2 separate regions of the Mus musculus genome follow, and region 1 is linked to region 2. A link is a loop called in an ENCODE intact Hi-C map of the cell type or tissue named here. Cell type or tissue: heart. All regions are shown on one strand. Links, peaks and the distances in the headings refer to the core of each region. The heading gives the core; the rest is flanking DNA. Region 1 has its middle 25 kb from the start of Srd5a3. Region 2 holds the start of Kdr (kinase insert domain protein receptor).

Region 1 (8,615 bases), core at 192-8,191, 130 kb before region 2:
AGTTCTTTCTTTATATTTGTGAGGGTCCAGAGACTGAACTTAGGAAGTCAGACTTTAGTGGCAAATGACCTTACTTGCTGACCCCTTGCCAACCCTTTCAATTTAAAAAAATATTTATTTATGAACTTAATATATGTATGTGTCAATGTGAACTTTCACATCTCTAGCAGTCACAGTGAGTAGGTAAAAATAATAGTTGTAATAATAGTGAAGTAGCCGTATGTACTGTAATCACAATATAAACACTGTACTCAATACGTTTCACAGCCTTTTCTCCACTTTATACTTTCTAAATTCTGTATTTTGTGTTTATGGAACAACTCAGTTTGAACTTTCCCGATATCAGCTTCTTGAAGGAATTCATGCCTGTGAGCTCCGCAGTCAGGGAAAGGAGGCAGGGATATCTGGAGTTCAAGTCAGGAGCGTCAGCCTGAGTGTCGTAAGATCCTATTTCAAATGAAACAACATAAACCGAAGATGCTCAGTAGCCACATGGGTGTTACTGGAGGATGCAGGGTGGGCCACATCTGCCACCTGTACCACCACCTGTATCAGTCAGTACCCTTTCTCATGATTCATCCGCCTCCCATTTCAAATGGACTTCTGCCTGCAGATGGCGCTAATGCCCTGTATTTTGTTCCCTGAAACTTGTTTTTAAACGGTTGAGCAAACTTAATATTACCTATGCAATCCCTTCTTGATTTGTTCATTCTGTAATTTTCGTTACTATGATCTATGGAAGGTAAGCCTTATGTGCTCTGTATTCTGGACCAACAGAAGGAAATGTTATCTGTTCTTGGGGGCAAGGTATAAAGTTGATCTCCAATTATATAATATCCTTGGTCCGGGTTTGATAACCAGATGTTTAATGGAATAACAATGGAGGCAGGAAAACTGCTCACGAGCTTCTGTCAGGCTCAGATAACTTGGTAAAATTTTTTATGGAGCAAAAGAAAGTATTTCTTTTTCCATTTTGCCTAATACAAGGAGTATTGTGAGGCTTGTGTTACATTTTCTGGAAAGGAACCAATGCATGCAGTCATTAACCTCCACTTCCACGGGGTCATCTTATCCCTACTCCAGCCACACCATATCCAAGAGACTGCATCTTCCGGAAGAATGTCTTCTCATAATAAAACATAGTCTTAAGAAGATGTGCCCAGGGGCTGGCGAGATGGCTCAGTGGGTAAGAGCACCTGACTGCTCTTCTGAAGGTCCGAAGTTCAAATCCCAGCAACCACATGGTGGCTCACAACCACCCGTAATGAGATCTGATGCCCTCTTCTGGTGTATCTGAAGTCAGCTACAGTGTACTTACATATAATAAATAAATAAATCTTTAAAAAAAAAAAAAAAAAAAGAAGACGTGCCCAGCACCCGTTAGATTTTGTTTTGGAGGTAGCATCTGGCTATGTAGTCCAGGCTAGCTAAAACTCTCGGTGTAGATTAAGTTGACCTCCAGTTCCCATTAAGCCTTGTGCCACTGCCACAGCAGTCCCCCGGAGAGCTTGCATGTGTCACTGCTCCTGCTCCAGTGTCCAATCTCAGAGGAGCCTGTTGTTGGTCTTCTGTCTGCGTAACTCTCTAGTGAGAGCTAATATAGGTTAGGAAATACCTTAGGTGTTGTGTACAGAGACTGATGTGAGGCACAACTGCCACAGTAAAGCGATGGGGTAGTTACTGCCCATCACCTCCACTTTCGAAGAGGAAACGGCTGTGTGGACAGTAACTGACTTGTCCTGGAGCATCTATTACAGGGTAGAGAATGAATTTGCACCCAGTCTGCCTGACTCCATAAGTAATTCTATCTTCTACATTATATGGAGGAAGCTTGCTCTCTCTCTCTCCCTCTCTCTCTCTCTTTAACTTGGCAGTCAACAAAACGCTAAACAGAAACTGTCCTCTAATTTTTAAAGCCTAAGGTATTCTCAGTGATACAAAGCTGCCTTTTTAACATAAACCAAACTTGTCTAGACCAAAGCCCAAGAGCAAAGTGCTTCTTCTGGTCCTAGTTCTCATTGGGTTATCTAATGACTCAGACAAAGTGTCTTAGTTGCTGTTCTATTGCTGTGATGAAGCACCACACTGTTACATATGCAGCTAGAGCCATGAGTTTATTTTCGAGGGTTCCAGAGCTCCTAAGCGTCCATCACCACCACAATAGGCAGGAAGCACCAGGCACGGCGAAAGGAACCATTGAGAGCACACACACACATCTAGAACTGCAAGCAGAACACACGCGCACGCACACGCACACACACACATGCACACGCACACACACACACACACACACACACGCACACACACACACACAAACACGCACACACACGGGAAGTGAGGAGATTGGGGATTCACAGGTGAAAATGTGTTCACAGGCAAAAAAATGTTGTACATTTTCTGGTAGAATGTGCCTTTCTTCCCCACCTCCTCCACTGTGTTTCCCCCTCCCCCTTTCCTAAATAGAGTGTGACTGCATTCGAGGACCTGCAACTCTTGGGACCAGTTCACTCTAAGGCAGTGGGTCGAGACCCCTTCGAGTACTCACACACCCTTTTCACAGGGGTTATCTGAGACTATAGGGAAAACACAGCTATTTATGTTGCAATTTACGACTGTAGCAAAATTACAGTTGTGAAGAAGCAACGGAAATAATTTTACGGTTGGGGTTCACTGCAACATGAAGAACTGTATTAAAGGATCTAGAAAACCAGTCCAAGAGACTTTTCCTAATCAGATTCCTTCTTTTGTTGTTGGCTAGAAACAAAGCCACTTAGGCCAGAAAGTCGTGTCACTTCAATGGGGAAGGAAGATGTATTTTGGTGAATTTATAGGTGGCATATGACCACAGGACAGCCTTTCAGTACTCAGAAGAGCGCAGGCAAACATGGAGAACAGTTTTCCTGTGTGGTGAGCTTGGAGAAGGAGGGGTGAGCTGGAAAAGAGGGCCGACTTCCTCACGGAGAAGAGCAGACGACAGCGGCCTGTTTTGAGTGCTTTCACCCTGTGCCCAAGGCTGGCTCAAGCACAGTGGAGTTGAATTATGTGAGGGGCTTAATTGAAAGGAACGTTCTTACAGAGGAAATGGGCATTTGGTTTCCTTTTTGTAGAGCAGGCAGGTGACAGATAGTGACTGGTGTGAATTAGGACTTCCTTCTTACCTCCCCCACCTGTCCCATGCCCTGACTACCTGGAATCTCTTGGTCACTGGGATAAGGTGAGTAGCAGAGGTGTTCCCACAGAGGCTCCACAACCACAGGAAACTGATTTGACCTTCTGACCTGCTCCTAAGTGACACTGGCAAGTCCCGTAGCTTCTTAACCTTTATTTCCTCCTTTGGAAACACAAATACCATCTGTGCTGATAGCCTGGCAGAGCTGCTGGGAGAGTCACATTAGGTAATGGAATTCTCAAGGGCAGCCAGCGTAAAGTCCGGTGATAACGTTGATGGGCAATGGACTTCTTGACCGTGGACTTCTGTAGTGTGAAGGCTCACATGAAATCTCCTTGCCTTTGTTTTGTTAGGGAGAACAGATGGGAGACCATAAGCAGTCTCTACAGGATGCTGCTGTTCATTGAATTCCAACTCACAAGGGCCAGCCAGCACCTTGCTTCCAACAGGATTAGTTTCCTGACTCCCTACTATGCCCGGGTTGCTAAGCTCCATTCACTTACCCAGGCCTGCCTGCCTGAAGGCTCCAAAATGAAGATACTAGGTCAAGTTCACAGGTGCTAAGTGGCAGGGCTGAGATTCCACAGCAAGGCCGTGCTCTCACGTGGAAGGCTGACTGTGAGGGTGTGGTCATACTATGCTTCTGATCGAGCTGTCCAAGAGGGCTCAATTCCTCCAAACCTCCTCCACACTGGAAATTCTAACATTGAACACTTTCCTAATATCACCATATTAAGATGGGGGGAAATGACATTTCATTTCTGTTTTTATTTTAATTTGCATTGTATTCATATCTTATTCTGTAGCAAATATGTCTTCCTTGGGGAAGCCCATATACACTCTCTAAGCTCTGTGTGTGTGTGTGTGTGTGTGTGTGTGTGTGTGTGTGTGTGTATGGGGTGGGGGGCGTGTGTCCCTCCCCAGTCTGCTTCCTGCTAGAACGGAAACTAGAGAAGATGCTTAGAACAATGGGGCCAATCCAGAGCCCCTCAGGGACACTGTCCTTGTTTCTATTTTGTTTTGGATTTAGACAAGGCTATGTAGCTTTGACTGGCCTGGAACTTGCTAGATAGACCATAGAGATATGCCTGCTTCTGCCTCCCAAGTTCCAGAATTAAAGGTGTCTGCCATCATGCTTGTTTTGTTGTTAAGTCAGGGTCTTTTGTAGTCAAGGCTGACCTCAAACTCTCTATGTGGATGAGGCTAACCTTGAGTTTCTGATCCTCCTGCCTCTACCACCATAGTGCTAGAATTACAGATATGTGCCACTGCGTACCATGAGCAGTTGATGTGGTCCTGGGCATTGAACCTAGCTAGAGCCTTCTTGCACATTAGGCAAACCCCTTGCTGACTGTGCCCCACCCCCAGCCTCCTCAGATCTTATTTTGAAATGTTTGAAGCACACTAACATTCCTTGAGAAGTTTTATGCCTTTCAGAGATTTTAGCTATGAGATTTTGTGTCATACCTATACCTGTTTTGTGACTGTGAAAGAACTCTCTCTGTGTGTGTGTGTGTGTGTGTGTGTGTGTGTGTGTGTGTAGGGGACAGTGTTGGGATGGGGTCTAGATCCCTGCATATGCTACCCAAGCACGCAACCTTACCTGGGGCCCAAATTGTCTTCAGGTTTTTAGGATGTCTGCTGATAAATATAAAAAGAGGGGTTTTTTTGTTTGTTTGTTTTTGTTTTTTTTATAGTCACCTGGAGAGATACTATTTTTATTTATTTTAGTATTTTGTTTATGAGTGTGCTCACACATCGCATGTTGGAATACGTATCTCTACTCTTACACTATGCAAGTCTAGTATGAAGTTGTAAAAGTGTGTGAGGGGGGTCTTTCCTCTTCTTCCCAAGCTCCCAGAATTGAGCTCTGGGACTCAAATTATACTTACAAATGCCTTGGCCATAAGGTATGGCTGTTCCCTGACTAGCTCATGTATTAATTGTCACATTATTCTATTCTAAGTTCTGCCAATTGGCTGGTTACCTCTATTCAGCTCTTAAGCTTTTGTGCTCCTCCACGTCCCCAGGTGAATCTCCCACACCTGGCTCTGTCCCAGAATTCTTGCTTCCTACGAGAATTCTGGCCTTCTATTTCCTGCCTCAGCTATAGGCCAATTATCTGTACTTGACAGGCAAAGCTTCCAAGCAGGCATAAGAGATTTCTTCGACATGAGGTGGTTATTTTCTTATGTTTACCAAAAACTTCACTAATTGGTAAAGTTATTACTGTGTGGGACTTCAGACTCTTGGGATCTATATAGATTAGATTCTGGGATCCTATATATCCTTGGGGTAACAAGTCACTCAGATTTACCAAAAGGAATAATTAGCTAATACCCCATAACCTGACAAGGACCAGCAACCCCAAAAGGAAAAAACATGAATCTTCTCTACAGGGAACCACAGGCCAATCTCAGCCACTTGCTAACATATCTAGTAGTATGGGACATATTAGGGTACAAGAAGAAAGTGTTGTCAAGCAACTCCTGAGCCTGATGCCCAGTGTTTCACTCTGGTTATTTGGAGCTGTCCAGCTGAGGAGACAGAGGTATCTATTGCCTCCTATTCTACAACAAAGAGAGAGCCAGTGGGCTGTTCATTTTGCACACCACATTCTTAGAGAAACCTTTTTTCCCCCTCTCCCATAAACAGAAAAGAGTACTATTTATAGTGGCTAGGATGAAGATATAGGCTGCAAACCTTTTCTACAATTGCTTAGGAAGAATGTTGAATTATGATCTGAATCATTTCAGTTCTGTTGTGAAAGTGACCGATTGATTGTTACTTATTTCCTTTTTTGGACTTAAAATCTACTTAATGGACTCTGAACATTAGGTAGGGACAGCAGTGGTTTAAATTCAAGCTGATTGCTTTATTCTTTTGGGAAGAAAATGTTCTGAAATTCCATGTTTTGTGACCTGAACCTGAGATTTACTAACATTATTATTTGACTGAACTTTATTGTAATAAGAACATTTAATAGATATCTGCTTACCATGCTTTTAATGGCCAAAGCATGACTAACTAGAGGTACAGTGCTGTATAGCTGAAAATGAATCCCCCTTGCTTAGTTACTGTCTTATTGCTGTGAAGAGACACTATGACCAAGGCAGCTCTTATAAAAGAATTCATTTAATTGAGGGCTTGCTTACAGTTTCAGAGGGCTAGTCCATTATCATCAGGGCAGGGAGTGTGACAGCCCATTGGCAGGCATGGAACTGGAAAAGTAGCTGAGAGCTTTACATCTTGATCTGTAGACAACAGGCAGAGATATGGACAGACAGACAGACAGACAGAGAGACAGATCCTGACATGGGATTTTGCAACCTCTTCTGTATGGATGTGTCTATTCATATCATTCACAGGCATCTTGGGTTCATCCACACTTTGGACATTTTTGTAGAAAAACTTATCTAAACTTCCATGCACAGATTTTTCTTTCTTTCTTTCTGGTGTGCATATGTGTTAGTGTTTGTTTGTGTATGGATACATAACCTTTGAGGATTTTCGGATAAATACCAAAATGTGTGGTTTCTCGACCAGACGTGGTCCTTGGAATTTCCTTCATATTTGTGGAGCATTGCCCATTCATGAGCTGATTTTGGCTTCCCAGGAGCTCCTGCGATGAGATATGTATTATTCTTCTTCCCACTTTACAGAAGCAAAGCTGAGGTTCCAAGTAAAACATACAAATTTGCATATCGGAGGAGCATACAACAGCCTCTCTCCATAGTCTGGTCTTTACGATAAAGCAATTAACTGTAGCCACAGCAATTCCCATGGTCTCAGGACAAACTACTCAAACAATAAGGGCAGGCCAGTTCCAGAAAATTAGTAGGGGTGGCTCTTTTTAGTCTTCCTGGACCACACCCAGAACCTCATCCTTTAGCTTTTTTCCCTAGGACCAAAAGAATCCTCGCTAGTCCCATGAAAACTTCTCAGTGACTGGCCAGATGAATCAACAGAGAATCACTCAGTAATTGTTTTTTATAAATGACTCACTATATTACCCATGATAAAATATGCATTTATTGGCGTTTTGATCTCCTAAAATTATTTAGAGGCGGGAATTTTGGGTAACCTGGCCATACTTTTGGGAAGGGGAGGAAAGAGGAGGAGAAGAAGGGGGAGGAGAGGGGAAGAGAAAGAAGGAGAGGGGGAGGTGAAGCAGGATCTCCTGCTCTCCATACCGCATTGCAGATTTAGTTTAGACTAGGTATCACGACCACACGTAAGGATGTTTCTTCTCTCCTTTGATCTCACAGTACAGAGATGTTCCCACAGAACGGGAATCAAGTGTCAGTGGGCAAAATGCCTCAGGTGTGGTCGCATTTGCTGTTGGGCAGTGCCAGTGTGGCCAAAGAGTAGTTAGAGAGGGTCTTAGTCCTTTCTTTAATCTCCAAGCCGTTACAAACACCTGAGCTGAATAAAAATACACAAGTTCACAAGTTTAGGTTCACCATGAATTTCTTCTAATCACGTTGTTCCTTCAGACCTCATCTCACTAGAAAGTGTGTTACTGCTTCCACGAAAACCTCCCCCAAGAGTTTCCCAAACCAGAGTGATTTTAAGAGGCCTTTCTAGTGTGAATCTTGACATAATTCCTCAAATTATGGAAAGAGCTGTGTCCTGGCTATGACAATGGATGGCTGGTCCCCATCCAGGACACTATTTTTACCTCAGCAGTGACTCACGTCTTCCTTCTGCCTTTGAGATTCTAAGAGTAGACCGGCAAAGCCCTGGCCTTGGGAAGGCTTTCACATGTTACAGTAAATGAAAGTGGGGCTTGCCTCAGAACAGTTCCTGTCTTTCAAAGAAAAGAGTGTCTGGGTCTCTGTTTACCTCTTTCTGTAGCAGCAAGGCAGCCAATGCTTTTAAGTTTGTGCTGCTCATGGGAGGAGATAATGTGTGTGTGCATGTGTGTGTGTGTATGTGTGTAGGGGATGAGTTTGCAAAGGATCTTTCCATTATGGATCCTAGGGTCTAGAGAAAATTTTAGGGGTTCACCTGGGGTGTTTGCAGCAATGCTGATAGAGCATTGGCCCTTGGCTAGCTCCCATTGCCTTTAGAAACAAAAGCCACACATTTTCATAAACATCTTACCGCCAATTTGACCTGCCCTTCTAACAAACCAGAGCTCCTCTAACTTTGGTTGCTTACTAGTTTGTAGAACCCAGGCTAGGGTTAAGAGCAGCTCATTATTCATCTCCCTGTCTCCAAGTTAGCTCTGGGTACATTCCTTTTATTTTATTTAAAAAAAACCCTGTATTTTTAATTAGATATTTTCTTTATTGACATTTCAAATGTTATCCCCCTGTCCTAGTTTTCTCTCTGAAAATCCCCTATATCCTCCCCCTCCCCCTGCTCCTCAACCCACCCACTCCTGCTTCCTGGCCCTGGCATTCCCTTATACTGGGGCATAGAACCTTCACAAGACAAAGGG
Region 2 (8,615 bases), core at 366-8,365:
TTATTCTGAAAAAGCATGAACACTATTGCAAACTACTAGACTGTCTTAGTCACCGTGCACATCCCTGCATGGCCTTCACATGGTATTGCTTTATAGATCTGTGCGTGAACTTGTGAGAGAACAGGTTTGTTCTGGCCTACAGCTCCAAGGAGATATAGTTTCATGGCAAGGAAGACCTCGTGACACCTGGCTGCCTCATTGCATCAGGAAGTGAATGGGAAGGAGGGGGCTAGGGAGTAGCTCGAATCTAGTGATCCACTTTCTTCAGTGATGCTTCACTTCCTACAGTCTCCACAGTGTTCCCAAATAGTGCCATCAGCTGAGGACCAAGGGTTCAAACACATGAGCCTAACAGGGGACATTTCACATCCAAATCACAGCATATGGGTAACCTACAGGCACGTACACTCTTCTTATCAGGGGTGGTGTGGGGTAAGCAAGATGTATCTGGCAAATCCTGTCTTTATGGTAGAGCTAAAGAGCCAGGACAGTGAAGGGTACTGGTTGGATAAGGTCTCAACCAAGGTATGACTCCAAAAGCAGCCAGATGCTGAGACAGATGCTGCAGACATACTGGGCAGAGATTAATAACTGGTTTCCGCTCTAGAATATAGAAGATAAGTTTGCGTACAATTCAGTCCTTTGAAGACCTGATAAGCTTTAAGAAGGAAGATGGGTAACACATTGGGAAATGGTTGCAATCTGCACATGGCAGAGGCAAGAGATGCAAATCACATTTCTTACATACTCCATACAAATCTTACAAGACTGTTTTTCTTTCTCATTTAAAATAAGAAGACCTGCCAGTCTTCCCCTTATTACTAATTACAGTCACTCTGTATCTTTGTTGACATTGGATAGTTTTACATACTTCAACAGGCTGGTGTCATTAAAGTTGTGGTGGGTGGGCACCAGAGACACGTGATTCAGAGTGGGAGGAGATGCAGGAGAAACGAGGCACAGCAGAAGCAGAAGCGAGGAAAAACACTCTCAACGTTACTAACACATCGAGAGGTTCCGCACACTAGCAATACGGGCTGAATCTGACCTAATCTCTGCTGTTGAAAATTTTGCCTAGCCGCACACTAGCAATACGGGCTGAATCTGACCTAATCTCTGCTGTTGAAAATTTTGCCTAGCCTGTCACACAAGTGCTGAGCATACAGAAAAAGGAGAGTAATTCTCTGGTTCTTTGACTAACCAAATAGTCTATATCAAATTGCCTAAGATAATGTATACATTTAGTACATGACTGGTTATACCTATTCTATATGACTATTATTTAAATGTGAATTTACAAGTGAGCATATGAAGTCCATTTTACATGGCTAGTACATATAACTTTTAAAAAGTTGGACATAGTTATATTTTTCCATTTATTTATTTACTTTATATCCTGATCACAGACCCCCCCCTCCTCTGATTAACTCTCTCCACTGCTTCTTACCCCTCCCCATCTCTCCTTCACCTCTGAGAAGGGGGGATACCTCCTGTCTTATCTGGTTTCAGTGGGAGAGGATGTACCTAACACATATAATTTTAATATCCTGAGTTTTTCTTTCATACACTTACTTATTCTATTCATTTTTCAGGAAGCATGTTTAATGTTTTTTTTTTAATTTTATGTGTACGAGTGTTTTGCCTACACAGTCATAGTGCATCGCATACATTTTTGCTGCCCGTAGAGATCAGAAGGGAGCATTGGGTTCCCTAGGACTGGAGGCATGAACCACCTTGTGGGTGCAGAGAACTGAGCCTGGGTCATCTCAAGAGCATCAGGTTCTTCTTGAGTCATCTCACTTGCCACTTCTCCCATTTACTGATTTTATCTGTGTGCAGACATTCATGGCCCAGTCCACAGGTGGAAGTCAGGGACAACCTATAGGAGTCAGTCCTCTCCTTCTACCGTGTGAGTCCCTGGCCTCAAACTCAGGTTGTCGGGCTTCATAGCAAGAGCTTCTATTTGTTGAGCCATCTTGCTAGCCCCACCCCATACTATCTTTATAATATCTGTTTAATTAAGACATTCATAATGAATTTTATTAACATTCATCGTTATCCCCTTTACCATTTTTACTATGTATTAATTGCCACCCCTTTAAATTTAATTACTTCCTTGGCTGGGTTTTACAGGAGAGTTCCAGGAAGCTAGATGGAGAGATGGCTCAACAGTTTAGAGCAACGGCTGTTCTTGCAGAGGACCTAGGTTCAAGTCCTGGCACTCAGAGGTGGCTCACAATCATCTGTGACTTCAGTTCCAGGGGATCTGATGAATTCTTCTGGCCTCCATGGGCATCAACTACACACTTGGTTCATAGACATACATGCAAGCAAATGATTGATCCATACATATGAAATAAAACAATAAACAGAAAAGAAAAGGGAGGGTGAGGGAAGGAAGAAAGGTAGAAAAAAGGAAGGAAGGAAGGAAGGAGAGAGAGAGAGAGAGAGAGAGAGAGAGAGAGAGAGAAAGGAAGGAAGGAAGGAAGACAGAGAGGAAGGAAGGAAGGAAGGGAGGGAAGGAGGGAGGGAGGGAAGGAGGGAGGGAGGGAGGGAGGGAGGGAGGGAGGGAGGGAGGGAGGGAGGAAGGAAGGAAGGAAGGAAGGGCTCATTACTTGGGTCTCATGCTTTATCTCCATACTGAAAGATGTCCACAATGACTAAGGGAATTTTTTTTAAAAGACATGCACAACGTTTTCTAGGGATCAAACCTCTATTTGTGAGGAAGACTGGTGGTTTGAAGATTACATAGCAGAGTTACATCTAACATGAGCGTGTTTCCCTGGATGGAAGGAGTCTGATAACTTGTCTTTCTTTCTTAGTTAGCATCTCAGAGTCCCCCGCCTCCCTTAACATCCTTTTTGCACACCATCTTTCTAGGAAAATGGATCATTTATGGGGATGTAGTGATTTGTACAAGAATGTCCCCTGTGGGCTCAGATATTTGAATACTTAGTTCCCAGTTGGGGGAGCTTTTGTAGGGAGGTTGGGAGGCACAGCCTGGCAGGAGGAAGCATGCTAGCAGCTTTGAGACTATAAACCCTCATCTACTACCTTGTTCTCTCTCTGCATTGTGCTGTGTCTGACACTGTGAGATTCCTGCTCCCGATGCCATGCCTGCCCGCCATGATAGACTCCTAGCCCTCTGGAAAGGTAACCTCAGTGAACTCTCTTCTATAAGTTTCTTTGCTCCTGGTGTTTTATCACTGAAACGGAAAAGCTTGCAGGGAGGTAGGAGGCAGCCTGTGGCGTTGATTCAATGCACCTGGCCTTATCCTCGGATGAGATCGGTCACCAGTCAAAAACTGTGAGCTTGAAGGTCTTGGGTGCTTAACATCTATTTTTACAAATCTTATTTAGCAACTTAGAACTGTGAAATATTGGAAAGCTACTTAAACCTTCTAAACTCCCTCCTCCACACTATGAGAATGTTACATTTTCTATTCAGTTATTTTTGAGCAGTAAACAGATGAATCAAGGAATATGCCCATCACATCAAGAGTGCTCCTAAATGGACTTGCTTGTTATTCATTTACAGTGTGGCCCCTTGACTTTCATCGGCACTCCTAGCAGAAAACAAAATCCGCCAGATGGAGCTGGAGAGATGGCTCAGCTGTTAAGAATACTTATCCCTACACAGGCCCTGGAGCCAGTTCCCAGCACCCACACGGTGGCTCACAACCATCTGTAACTCCAGTTCTAGGAGACCCGACTCCCTCTTCTGTCTGAAAACACCAGGCACGCGTGCGGTCTACATACAAACATGAAAGCAAAATACACACATTACATAAATAAATCTTAAAAAATGATTCGGGGTGGGGGAAGGAAAAAAAAGGATGTTAGAAAATCGATGTAACTGTTTTTTCCTTTTGCACAGATCTAAGTAGGGAAGGAGAACATTCTCTTACCATCGAGAATAATTGTTTTCATTGCCCCCAAGTCTGCTAATAGAGCTTGCTACCTTCATGGCTGTCGTAAGGATGAGGCAAAGATGGACTTCAGCTTTCAGACTGTGTCTGCTCAAATGTTGGCTACTCCTGTTTTCTGACCCCCTTCTCTGGTGCAATGTGGACTTTCAATTAATTTCCCTGCATCTTTTACATATTTGATTTAAAAAATATTTTATTTTATGTAATTGTATGTATATGCATGTCAATAAGCATATGTGTGTGTGTTTCCATGGAAACCAAGGCAACAGATTCTCCAGAGCTGTAGAAATGGGCTGTGAGACGCCCACTGTGGGTGCTCGGAACCAAACTCGGGTCCTGTGGAAAGACAGCGAGCACCCATAATGCAGAGGTATCTCTCAGACTCTACTTTAAAATTTCAATTTATCTTTTTTTTTTTTAAAGTTCCAAGTAACTATAGGAAAGTACATGGGTATATAGATCCCCAGTACCAAGATTCTTCCTTTGCAGGTAGCACAACTTGGTCTGCTTCACATAAAGAATGGAAAGTCATTAAAACACTCATCACACTGTAAAGTAGAATTGAACTCTGACAGAACAAGCGAAGTGAGTCTGACTTCCAGGTAACTGAGCCTTCTTTTCCTCCTAAAGACACAAGCCATACACAGAGTAAAATAAACTTGGGCATGGTGAGAAGGAAACAACGCAGGAGGGCTAGCCAAGTCTGAGAGTCGTGAGTGTGCTCGGTTTATAAACGGAGCCCACCTTGCCAGCGAGGTAGTCACATGCTCTGCTAAACAGAAACTTAAGAAAACACTTACACGAAGCAAACATGGGGAAGTGCCATGCAAGCATGTGACTGACTGGTGGCAATGACCGAAACCACAGCAGCCACTAGAAAAGGAAGGGTAGTGCGCCACACTGTAGTTGTGAAAATGAACTTATTCATTTATTTTGAAAAACGTGTAAGAAGCAAAGATGTCTTCTTTCCCACCTACCTTTGCGGCAGGCGAGCACTTCCTGGAATTTATAAAGTGCGATCTTTCTGGGGACTTCTCATAACATTTCCTACTGCTCATCTATGTCTGTGTCAAATAGAGAATGCTCTTGAACAAGTGTGTGTGTGTGTGTGTGTGCGCGCGCACGCGCACTCACTCCTGCTCTGTTGAGGTCCAGTTTTGATGGTCCCGCCAGAGGTATATTTGAGTATCATTTCTCAAGAGCTTCAGCTGGGAGACACTGCCTCTTACTGGCCTGAAGGTCACTAGCTGATTCATCTCCGTTTGGGCTGGCGCGCCTTGGGGATCCTCCTATCTCTCCTTCCCCAGTGCTGGGATAACAAGGTTGGCACCACATGAGCCTTTTAAAATGTGAGTTTGGAAGCTCAAACGCAGGTTTTCATGCTTGCACTGAAACTTCACAAGCTGAACCGTCTCCCTCTCCTTCCCTCTCTTTTTTCCTTTTCTTCTTCCTTTTTAAAACACATCTTGTCTTTAAAAAAAAAAAAAGGCCCAAAACAAGTGTAAAGTATTTCCCTATGTGTGTGGAGGGAGGGAGTATAGGAGGCTGATTTCACTGAGATCCTGTTAAATTTGGGTGCCATAGCCAATCAAAGACGCATCGTTTCCTCTAAGAATTCTAAATGGGGCGATTACCACGGGCCTGCAGGTTCTGGTTTGTATTAGAGGAGACACTGTCTTCTTAAGTAAAACATAGAAGGGGAAGTGTCCAGAATTGTAAATAAGGCTTCGAGAGAAGCCTTGTCTGGCCACCGGGATGGAGAAGACCTACCTTCGCCTATCCAGGATCCATCGTCCCTCCCTCTACCCAGATCTGACAGCCCTCCTTGGCTCTTTTGCTGAGGTTTGTTTGAGTTTGTTTTACTCTCTGCAAGAGAAGTTTCCTTAAACATTCTACCCTGTTCACAAGTAAATACACCTCTTAGCTAAGAGGCCACACACCCAGGGGAACACCGATAAAAAGAACAAGCCAGAACCTTCAGAACGCTGTCGATAGGTACACCAAGCAGCCTTCATACGGAGTTTTCATTCGTGAGGAGCTGAATATACAACAAAGCTAAATGTGAGCAGACCAGGCATGCCTCTGCTAAATGAGGATGCCCACACCAAACATGCCCAAGATCTTCAAGTATAATTTTATTATATAGATTCGCTATGTGTTGACATGTTTTTATAGTGAACCTGGATTTTACAAACCCTCCTGGTTTGCCACCTGCTTCTGGCACCATACTTGAGGCTTAGGCACGTGATAAAGGAGCATGCCTGTTTCCCCCCTTATTTTTTTTAAAGAAAAGCACCATGTTACATCATTAATCATGCATATCAGTGTAGTTTAGATCCGATGTAGAGACAATAATCTTATCTCTTTGTCTGGCTGAAAGACTGTCCTTTAAACTATCATTCTAAATGCATTTGGTTTTTGCCAGGAGTAAAACATGTCACAAGATATTTGTTGTCATTTCCCAGGCGTGGAAGGAAAGGAATGGAAAGAAAACGAGGGGTGAAGGCTGCTGTTCCTCTCTAGTCGCTACTTGAAGTCTACATAGCTGGGGGGGGGGGGGGGACTGTTCACATGGGACCGGTTTCCTCTTTGTTCCTACACTGGCGCCTCTGGCAAGAAACTCTCCCTTCTCTTCCCCCCAAGCATATCTTGGCTGAAAGGTCAGCTCTGAAAAGGGGCCTGGCCAAAGTTACTGTAGGGGACCGTGGTCATGGAACTGGGTAGACAAAAGCACTCTAGCAGCCACTGGAGAAGGACCGGGGGCTCTTCTCTGTGCATTTGCCCTGGAGCCCTGACCACCGCCAGCTCCCTGCATCTCCTTGCTATGGGTTTTCTGGACCGAGCCAGGCAGGAGTTCACAACCGAAATGTCTTCTAGGGCTAATCAGGTAACTTCGGACGATTTAAAGTTGCCAGATGGACGAGAAAACAGTAGAGGCGTTGGCAACCTGGATAAGCGCCTATCTTCTAATTAAAACATTCAGACGGGGCGGGGGATGCGGTGGCCAAAGCACCATAAAACAAAACTTCCAAGTACTGACCAACTCACTGCAAGTTTGTGCCCCGAGTACATCTAGGTTCAGGGGTTCTTGTCTTCATGCTCCCAACTGCGGGCGGATTTTTGGTCCCTTGGGACTTTCAGTGCAGCGGCGAAGAGAGTTCTGCACTTGCAGGCTCCTAATGAGGGCGCAGTGGGCCTCGTGTTTCTGGTGATGCTTCCCAGGTTGCTGGGGGCAGCAAGTGTCTCAGAGCCCATTACTGGCTACATTTTACTTCCACCAGAAACCGAGCTGCGTCCAGATTTGCTCTCAGATGCGACTTGCCGCCCGGCACAGTTCCGGGGTAGTGGGGGAGTGGGCGTGGGAAACCGGGAAACCCAAACCTGGTATCCAGTGGGGGGCGTGGCCGGACGCAGGGAGTCCCCACCCCTCCCGGTAATGACCCCGCCCCCATTCGCTAGTGTGTAGCCGGCGCTCTCTTTCTGCCCTGAGTCCTCAGGACCCCAAGAGAGTAAGCTGTGTTTCCTTAGATCGCGCGGACCGCTACCCGGCAGGACTGAAAGCCCAGACTGTGTCCCGCAGCCGGGATAACCTGGCTGACCCGATTCCGCGGACACCGCTGCAGCCGCGGCTGGAGCCAGGGCGCCGGTGCCCCGCGCTCTCCCCGGTCTTGCGCTGCGGGGGCGCATACCGCCTCTGTGACTTCTTTGCGGGCCAGGGACGGAGAAGGAGTCTGTGCCTGAGAACTGGGCTCTGTGCCCAGCGCGAGGTGCAGGATGGAGAGCAAGGCGCTGCTAGCTGTCGCTCTGTGGTTCTGCGTGGAGACCCGAGCCGCCTCTGTGGGTAAGAAGCCCACTCTTTAGTAGTAAGGCGGAGAAGTAGGGTGCGGGCGGAGAGTGGGAATAGAAGAGGACCTAACTCGTAGAGCTCTAGAGACCCTCCTCCCTTGGGTGTTCTTTCACTTACCAATGGGGAAACTGAGGTTCAAAGACTCTTCCGAAATGACTCAGCCAGGATTCTACTCTCCCCCGGGCATCGGTTGGAGCGTGTCCTGCGGAGCCGTCACAGCCCCTGGCGCTAGGTAGGCAGGAGTGGAAAGGCGGCCTGAGCCGGGGCAGGAGATGCTCCCACTGGCAGGAACAGGCGGTCAAACGCTGGGAAGCCAGCTCAAGCCAAGCGGCCCGGCTGGCATCAATCACTCCGTGCTGTTGCCCACCGCCCTAGTGTGGGGCAGGGAATCCGCCTCTGGCTCCGCTCCCCTTTAGCTCCAGCGTGTAAGCGCACGGACTATGTGAGGTGAGGTCTCTTCATAGAGCAACACTTTCCTCCCTCAACTTTCTTTGATGCAGAATGCTATTTTTGCTGGTAGGAGGAAGACGCGGCTTTCTCTTCTGTGACAGCTTCTCCAGGTGTATTAAACTAAATAACTCTCCACTTACCGACTCCAAAGCGCTGGTCCTGGGGTAAACTCTGAAAGTCTCAGAAACTCTTGAGCTTGGCACCTAGTTATAGGTCACTTTTCTTGTTTTAAAATGCCCTCTGCTTCAAGGTTAGGCCCACACTCGCTCTTGGGCTTTTGTGCAATAATTTCCCTTCCCTTCCCTTCCCTTCCCTTCCCTTCCCTTCCCTTCCCTTCCCTTCCCTTCCCTTCCCTTTCCCTCTTCCTTTTCCTCCTCCTCTTCCTCCTC

What was found. Hi-C counts contacts between places; a loop is a spot of excess contacts. Peaks named below come from ENCODE experiments on the same cell type or tissue, not always from the same donor. Only the 100,000 strongest peaks of a DNase experiment are listed, where the experiment ranks them.
Region 1: a loop joins it to region 2, with 5 times the contacts of the local background. A loop is called at or near these places in 5 of 42 quality-filtered maps.

Annotation. Positions count from the first base shown.
Region 1 is chr5:76,110,617-76,119,231 of GRCm38, reverse strand. No RefSeq gene overlaps it. Among named protein-coding and RNA genes, the nearest start is that of Srd5a3, 25 kb to the left of the region's middle. In heart, for the core only: a CTCF peak has its summit at 593 (motif pointing right); DNase peaks (open chromatin) are centred at 541, 3,391 and 7,861; H3K27ac peaks cover 1,558 bases.
Region 2 is chr5:75,977,257-75,985,871 of GRCm38, reverse strand. Kdr (kinase insert domain protein receptor) reads left to right here and starts at 7,417. Exons shown (of 30, transcript NM_010612.3): 1 at 7,417-7,770. The coding sequence starts at 7,704. Gm32727 (a long non-coding RNA gene) reads right to left here and starts at 8,540. Exons shown (of 3, transcript XR_868500.2): 1 at 7,894-8,540. In heart, for the core only: a CTCF peak has its summit at 5,157; DNase peaks (open chromatin) are centred at 6,531 and 7,341; H3K4me3 peaks cover 1,944 bases; H3K27ac peaks cover 1,928 bases; H3K27me3 peaks cover 813 bases.